Regions from separate parts of the Homo sapiens genome. Here region 1 is linked to region 2. Evidence: chromatin loops called from intact Hi-C (ENCODE). Cell type or tissue: thyroid gland. All regions are shown on one strand. Links, peaks and the distances in the headings refer to the core of each region. The heading gives the core; the rest is flanking DNA. Region 1 has its middle 21 kb from the start of LYRM9. Region 2 has its middle 17 kb from the start of LINC01992.

Evidence for each region. Hi-C counts contacts between places; a loop is a spot of excess contacts. Peaks named below come from ENCODE experiments on the same cell type or tissue, not always from the same donor. Only the 100,000 strongest peaks of a DNase experiment are listed, where the experiment ranks them.
Region 1: it touches region 2 in a loop (2.6-fold over the local background); 2 of 110 quality-filtered maps call a loop at or near these places.

The regions. Positions count from the first base shown.
Region 1 is chr17:27,912,130-27,916,521 of GRCh38, reverse strand. No RefSeq gene overlaps it. Among named protein-coding and RNA genes, the nearest start is that of LYRM9, 21 kb to the right of the region's middle. RefSeq lists an enhancer at 186-1,043 and a silencer at 2,117-2,430. In thyroid gland, for the core only: a CTCF peak has its summit at 1,915; a DNase peak (open chromatin) is centred at 1,921.
Region 2 is chr17:28,006,449-28,010,840 of GRCh38, reverse strand. No RefSeq gene overlaps it. Among named protein-coding and RNA genes, the nearest start is that of LINC01992, 17 kb to the right of the region's middle. In thyroid gland, for the core only: no CTCF peak of the experiment used is centred there; a DNase peak (open chromatin) is centred at 2,140.

The DNA of each region.
Region 1 (4,392 bases), core at 330-4,329, 94 kb after region 2:
ATGATAAATGACCACTATCACAGTAAAGATTCTTGGTTTGGATCCCATTTTGCAAAATAATTCAGAACAGGCCCATGACCAGTACCCAGAAATGGCACTTAGGACTTGTGAGGCCATATGGAGCACATCTCTCAGCTTTAGCTTAAGATTTTTGGCTGTAGGCAAAGACTCCTTTTATGCAAACATTCCCATGTGAAACATAAATAGCCATCATAATAACGAATCTCCATTGAACACTGGCTGTATGCTGGGCACTGTTATAAGTGCATGGCTGGATGCTCGTCTCGTTTTTCCACCAACTCCATGACGTAGGTACAATTTTCACCACCATGCTATGTATGAGAACACTGAGGGCCATGGAGGTTAACTTGGTTAACTCACTCATCCACATGGCCAGTGAATGGCAAGCAGTACACAATGATGTCTTTTTACAATTCGAATTCTAGAATGTTAAATAGCACTGGGGACTGTCTATAATCGCAAACAGCAAAGGTCCTAGAGGCAAGCCTTCCTCCTAGCTGGAGAGCTCGCAGAGTCTGATGCTAGCTTGATAAAGATTCTGCCTTGATGTCTGATCTGAGGTGTTCAATTCCATTTTCTTAATGGCTGTCAATCAGTTCCCCACTGTGTCCCCTGAGGCTGGACCCAGCAGGGGTGTCGTCAGCACTTAGGAATATCATTAAGAACAAAGCCTGATTCGGGCTGTTTGTTTTTCCCCAGTGAGATTGCCCACCCCTCAACACAGTCAGGAATGAGCTCAGATGTCGCTCAGTGCTAAATGAATTGCTTCTGAAAGCACTGGGCTTTCCCGAGGCACCCGAGTCTACCAGAGCGAACAGAAATGACATATGAGTTCCAATGTCTGCAATCACTTTTGCTTCCAGGTGCTTCACCGGCAATGTCTGATGGAAATATAATGTAAACTGCCTTTGTCATTTTAAATTCCTAGGAACCATATTTTTAAGAAGGTGAAATTAATTAAAAACCTTTTTTTTTGAGACAGTCTTGCTGTGTTGCCCAGGCTGGACTGGAACCCCTGGGCCCAAGTGATTCTCCTGCCCTAACCTCCCGAGTAGCTGGGACTACAGGTGTGCACCACCACGGCCGGTGCTAATTTAAAAAAATATATTTAGCCAGGTGCGGTGGCTCACGCCTGTAATCCCAGCACTTTGGGAGGCTGAGGCAGGCGGATCATGAGGTCAGGAGTTCAAGACCAGCCTGGGCAATATGGTGAAACCCCATCTCTACTAAAAAATACAAAAATTAGCCAGGCATGGTGGCACACGCCTGTAGTCCCAGCTACTCAGGAGGCTGAGGCAGGAGAATTGCTGGAACCCAGGATGTGGAGGTTGCAGTAAGCCGAGATTGTGCCATTGCTCTCCAGCCTGGGTGACAGAGTGAGACTCCATCTCAAAAAAATAAATAAATAAAATAAGAAATATATTTAATTTAACACAATAATCCAAATATTACCATTTCAACATGTAATCTACATAAAAATTTATTTGGGCCAGCCGCTGTGGCTCATGCCTGTAATCTCAGCACTTTGAGAGGCCCAGGCAGGCAGATTGCTTGAGCTCAGGAGTTCAAGACCAGTTTGAACATCATAGTGAGACCTCATCTCTACAACAAATACAAAAATTAGCTGGGCTTAATGGTGCACACCTGTGGTCCCAGGTACTTAGGAGGCTAAGGCAAGAGGATTGCTTGAGCCTAGGAGGTTGAGGCTATAGTTGAGGCCATCCAGGGATGGCACCACTGCACTCCAGCCTGGGCGAAAGAGTGAGACTCTGTCTCAAAAAAACAATTTTTTTTTAATTAAAGAGGTACTTTACATTCTTTTTGTCATAGGAAGTCTTTGAAATCCAGTATGCACCAAGCACACAGCTCGGTCTGGAGTGGCCCCCTGTGGGACAGTGCAGCTCTAGACTGTCACACTTTCAACAACTTTATTCCTCGCACCAATGACTGGGGAGCTGAGTAGGCAGGGGCCAGGTTGCCTACTCTGCGTTTTGGATTTTGGCCCAAACGTGGAGAAAAGCCACTGACCCATTTTAAACAGGACAGTAGCGGGATCTGACCGCAGTTTTAAGATGATGGCTCTGACTGGTAACAGGATAAGTAAGTTGGGCCAGTAGGGGACTCTTTTCCCTCCTCCTCTCCTAACTCCACCATAAACACATAGAAATGACTTTCATTTTAAAAACTAAACTAGGCCGGGTGCGGTGGCTCACGCCTGTAATCCCAACACTTTGGGAGGCCGAGGCAGGTGGATCACCTGAGGTCGGGAGTTTGAGACCAGCCCGACCAACATGGAGAAACCCCATCTCTATTAAAAAATACAAAATTAGCCAGGCGTGCTGGCACATGCCTGTAATCCCAGCTACTCCGGAGGCTGAGGCAGGCAAATCGCTTGAACCCGGGAGGCGGAGGTTGCGGTGAGCCGAGATCAGGCCATTGCAATCCAGCCTGGGCAACAAGAATGAAACTCCACCTCAGAAACAAACAAACAAACAAACAAACAACACTAAACTAAACTAAATCAAACAGTGGGTCTGAGTTTCACATAAAGAAAGGCAAATAATCCTGAGGCAGAGATTAGGAGAGGTTAAAGACAGAGCAGAAAGATCCCAAGTGGATTCTGTGGCTGCTGAGAGGTGGGAGTGGGGTGGGGGGAGTTCCAGAATACAAACCCTAATGGCTTGGGGCTGGAGTTTTCATGCCTGGGCTGGGACAGGGACAAAGCTTGGGCTCACTTGAAAAGGGGACTTGGAACTGAAACCGTTTCATAAATGCAGGACCCTGAAAAGAATCCCACAGCCTCCAATGAAATGACCCAAAATATCTTCCCTCACCTACTCAGGGAGGAAACAAGAAATCTTGTCTTTATCTTGTGGATAAAATAATCTGTAAAAAATTAGAACAGCAATCCTGTGTCATGTAGAGAAGTACAGTGGAAAAATGGCACTATCTGAATAGTGTGGGAGTTCTCAAGTTAAGAGGGCAAATTGAGGCTGGGCACAGTGGCTCATGCCTGTACTCCTAGCACTTTGGGAGACCGAGGCGGGTGGATTGCCTGAGCTCAGGAGTGCGAGACCAGCCTGGGCAACGTGGTGAAACCCCGTCTCTACTAAAACACAAAAAATTAGCCAGGCATGGTAGCGTGCACCTGCAGTCCCAACTACTTGGGAGGCTGAGGCAGGAGAATTGCTTGAACCTGAGAGGCAGAGGTTGCAGTCAAAAAATAAATAAATAAAAAGAGAGCAAATTGGTTCCAGACCAATGAGTTAATGTGAGGCAGCAGTAGGAGGGGGAAACTGGTTAGGAGGCTCCTGCAGCATTCCCATTCTTGAACTTTAAAGTGCAAATGAGTCACTGGGGATCTTATTAAAACGCAGATTCTGATTCCTTACATCTAGGTCTGGGGTGGATTCAGAGATTGCACTTCTAACAAGCTTCCAGTGATGCTGGTTCCCAGTCTACTCTTTGAGTAGCAAGGCTCTTAGTGACAGACAGTGGTGGCTTGGACTAGGTTGGTGGTGGGATGGAGAGAAGAGGATAGATTCAAGAGAGAAGCTGAGGAGAGAATCAACAAGACTCACTGTTAAGGGGAAGGGAGAGTCAGGGATGGCTCCTGGGTTTCTAGACCAGGGCAGGAACGGGCTTTTTTAGGGGAAGGGACTGTGTGTGTGTGTGTGTGTGTGTGTGTGTGTGTGTGTGTGTGTGTCTGTGTGTGTGTGTGGCAGGACAGGAGGGATCAAAAATTCATGGAGAGGCAATTCCAAATACTGTGCCTTATCTCCTTTCTATACAAAAATGTTGATCTAGAACTAGAAATACCATTTGACCCAGACATCCCATTACTGGGTATATACCCAAAGGACTATAAATCATGCTGTTATAAAGACACATGCACACGAATGTTTATTGCGGCATTATTCACAATAGCAAAGACTTGGAACCAACCCAAATGTCCAACAATGATAGACTGGATTAAGAAAATGTGGCACATATATACCATGGAATACTATGCAGCCATAAAAAATGATGAGTTCATGTCCTTTGTAGGGACATGGATGAAATTGGAAATCATTATTCTCAGTAAACTATCGCAAGAACAAAAAACCAAACACTGCATATTCTCACTCATAGGTGGGAATTGAACAATGAGAACACAGGGACACAGGAAGGGGAACATCACACTCTGGGGACTGTTGTGGGGTGGGGGGAGGGGGGAGGGATAGCATTAGGAGATACACCTAATGCTAGATGACGAGTTAGTGGGTGCAGCGCACCAGCATGGCACATGTATACATATGTAACTAACCTGCACATTGTGCACATGTACCCTAAAACTTAAAGTATAATAAAAAAAAAATGTTATGAGCCATT
Region 2 (4,392 bases), core at 151-4,150:
TGATACTTCATTTATGAGGGATCTGCCTCCATGATCCAATCACCTCCCACTAGGCCCTGTGAACATTGGGAATCACGTTTCAACATGAGACTAGGAGGGGACAAACATCCAAAACATATCAGCTACTGGATTATACTCTTTGGGAATGGAATCCAGCTCTTTGCGTTCTTCACATGCCCACCAGATGATTCTAATGCAGCTGTCCTAGCACCAGCCTGTGCCTCTAAGACAACTTTAGAGAGGCATTGGTTCACAGATGTGGAGGATTCTCTGGAACCTCCCACATTCATTCTGGAATCAGCAACTTCATGCCCCACACTCAATCCCTATCATGCCATCAGAGCCTTTTGTCCTACTGGAGTTTCTGATGTCACAGACAGTGGCTTAACACTATAGTCTGGTGTCAAAACTGACCTGAGCATAAATCTTTCCTCTGCCACTTGCAAACTGAGTGGTCTTAAGTAAGTTGTGACCCCTCCTCAAACTTCAGCTTCTCATCTGTGAAACAGTGATAGTAACACCTACCTCCCAGAGTTGCTGTGACAACTCCTTGAGATAGCATGTGTAAAGATTTGCAACTCGAGATTTGTGTACATGATTGTTATATGGTAAATCCTGGCTCATTTTCTTGCCTTCCAGAAGTAGGGTCAGTTCAGTACTCGTAGGAACTCTTTTTTTTTTTTTTTTTTTTGAGACGGAGTCTTACTCTGTTGCCCAGGCTGGAGTGCAGTGGCGCGATCTCGGCTCACTGCAAGCTCTACCTCCCAGGTTCACATCATTCTCCTGCCTCAGCCTCCCAAGTAGCTGGGACTACAGGTGCCCGCCACCACACCCAGCTAATTTTTTTGTATTTTTTTTAGTAGAGACGGGGTTTCACCGTGTTAGCCAGGATGGTCTTGATCTCCTGACCTCATGATCCACCCGCCTTGGCCTCCCAAAGTGCTGGGATTACTGGTGTGAGCCACAGCACCCAGCCAGGAACTCTTAATTGGGACTTTTCCTCCAGGTGTCCTAATACCAGAGTACCTATGTCAGCCCACAACCCAATTTAGAGAAGAAAGACCCCAATTTAAGAATGTATGGCCCGGCACCATGGCTCATGCCTGTAACGCCAGCAGTTTGGGGGACTGAGGCAGGCAGATCACTTGAGGTCAGGAGTTTGAGACCAGCCTGGCCAACATGGTGAAACCACGTCTCTACCAAAAAAAAAAAAAAAATACAAAAATTAGCCGGGCATGGTGGTGCACACCTGTAATCCCAGCTACTCAGGAGGCTGAGGCAGGAGAATCACTTGAACCTGGGAAGCAGAGATTGTAGTGAGCCAAGATGGCATCACTACACTCCAGCCTGGGTGACAGAGTGAGATCCTCTCTCTCTCTCTCTCTCTCACTCTCTCTCTCATTCTCTCTCTCTCTTTCTATATATATGTATATATATGTATATACATACACACACACACACACACACACAGACACACACACACACTTTGGCTTTATGTTAAAATTTGAGAATCTGCTCCATTTGCTAATGTAAGTATGCTTCAGTTTAGTTCTCTTAAATAAAGCAAAAGCTACTCCCCATGGCAACAGTTATGGGACTCCTCCCATAGTCCACGCCTGTCTTGGGGAGAAGAGAGAGAATTATTTAAGTGACATGTTCTCAAAATAAGGCCAAAGAACAAGCTCCCCAAAATGTGCCCTAATTCCCTTGATAATTTGTGAAAAGCTGAGGCAGCTACATAAGCATTTTCCTAAGACATGGAAAATAAAGCCAGGGAGAATGCAACTATAAAAGACATTAATTTCAACCCAGAAGGGGCTCATTAAAAAACTTTAAAAAGTTATACTGTTTTCAAAACATAAGCTTTATGTCAGAACCAGCCTCAATAGATAACAATGAAGCCTTTCCCAAAAAGTGGTGATACAGGTTTAGAAAATGTATTTACCTGAGCAGGCTTGTCTAACCTGATTTGTTTTGGAATCAGATGCCTTCAGGTACCTTCTGGTATGCCAAGCCTATGGACTCTGGCCTGAGTACTTGAAGCTATGGCAAGAAGGGCAAGAAAGGAAGGGAAATCTTGATCAGAACCATGGGCAGAGGCCAGGTTCTGGAATTAAGAGTTAAGGAAGTCCTGGAGGAGGAGCTGTCCATACACGTGGTGCTGATGACCCCAGCAGGTTGCCACTGTGAGGCTACAGGGAGCAACAGTGCATCAAGCAATCTTGGAGTCCTGGGAGAGTCTTACCTTGTGAATTTATGTACTTCAAATGGGGTTTAGGGTATTCATAGATCAGGATGGAATGCACTCGAATCAGGTAAGGCCATCAAAGCCTGCTGTCCTTGCTCTGCCCAGACGTAGAATATGACTCACAAACACCACAAGGAATTGCAGATATCACATCCCAAGAATCTCACAGAGGGAATGAGGTATAAAATTGGCATTTTCTGAGCACCCAGCTGCCTGTGTTAGACTCTTTACTTCCAATAATTCATTTTAATTTTAAGATACAGGTTCTTCTTCTTCTTTTTCTTCTTCTTTTTTTTTTTTTGACAGGTTCTCACTCTGCCACTCAGGCTGGAGCGCATAGCTCACTGTGGCCTTGAACTTCTGGTCTCAAGCGATCCTCCCACCTCAGCCTCTCAAAGTGCTGAGATTACAGGCATGAGCCACCAAACCCAGTCCACTATCCTCAATTTTATTTATTTATTTATTTATTTATTTATTTATTTATTTATTTATTTATTTTGAGATGAGTCTTGCTTTGTCACCCAGGCTGGAGTGCAGTGGTGCAATCCCGGCTCACTGAAACCTCCACCTCCTGGGTTCAAGTGATTCTCCTGCCTTAGCCTACTGAGCAGCTGGGATTACAGCCACCCGTCACCATGCCCAACTAATTTTTGTATTTTTAGTAGAGACTTGGTTTCACCATGTTGGCCGGGTTGGTCTGGAACTCCTGATCTCAAGTGATCTGCCTGCCTCAGCCTCCCAAAGTGCTGGAATTACAGGAATGAGCCACTGTGCCCAGCCACTATTCTCATCTTAAACTGGGAAACTGGCCAGGTGCAGTGGCTCACACCTGTAATCCCAGCACTTTAGGCAGCTGAAGCGGGAGAACTGCTTGAATCCAGGAGTTTGAGATCAGCCAAACAACATGGTGAGACTCCCATCTCTACAAAATTTTTAAAAATTAGCCAGGTATGGTGGTGTGCACCTGTAGTCCCAGCTACTCAGGAGGCTGAGGCAGGATGATCACTTGAGCCCAGGAGGTTGAGGCTGCAGTGAGCCATGTTTGCACCACTGCACTCCAGCCTGGGTGACAGAGCAAGACCTTATCTCAAATAAATAAATAAATAAATAAATAATTAGGGGAAACAAAACTCAGAAAAGTTAAGCAAATTTATCCAGTGTTCCACAACTAGTAAGTGGTCATCATCCTCCTTAAACTGCAACCTCTGTATATGAAATATGTCTAACTTACAAGCTTTTTCCTTTTACCATGTGCAATTTTCCTAGGGCTGAAGCCAAGACCTTGGTAGAACCATGTCTATTTGTTGGAAAGGAGGGTGGCCCTAGGAAATCGACTCAGGAAGGAGGTATTTAGGCCAGAATCTGGAGGCACAACATTAACTTCATGGCCTTTGCTCTGCCTGAGAGGGGCATCAGTGAAAATCATGCTTACCTTCTTCCTCAACCAGGAACCCATCATTTGTAGTTACTAACAAGGTGAAGCTAACTCTGCCAATAAATGGAGGTGACTTCAATTCTGATATTTTCCCCAATAGGGAGCACAGGCAGCACTGAATATGTCCCAAATGAACTCATTTCTTACCTCACTCTAGTTTTCCTTTTGTCCTATCTGTCTCAGCTATTTCACTGACCCAAGCTGTAAATCAGACATCCATAACTGACCCTTTCCGCATTCTTGTTCTTCTAGCCTTGCCAAGCTCTCCTCGTCGGTGTTACCTCCATATATCTTTGCAATTCTTCCACTTTTCTCATTTCTACTGCCACTTCCCTGGTGGAGGTGACCATCATCTCCTGCCTAGACTATTGCAGTAGACTCCTCGCTGGTCCCCTTGCCTCCAATTTTGTCGTCTGCAAGTCTTTCAAAGTGATCCCAAATGCAAAGCTGACCATGTTATTTCCCCACATTTAACGTACTGAGCATAGTACAGTGGTTAAGAGCGAGAGCTCCAAAGACAAACTACCTGGTTTTTTATCCCAGCTCTGTCATTACTGTGCATCCCTGCACAAGTCACTTAACTTAGACTTCATAACTGTAGAATGGGAATGATAGTAATGATACCTTCTTCAAAGAGTTGTTCTTGAGGATTACATAGTACCAGCTACTGCCTCATTTCTTTTATCTCCTTTACAGCAAAACTCTTTGA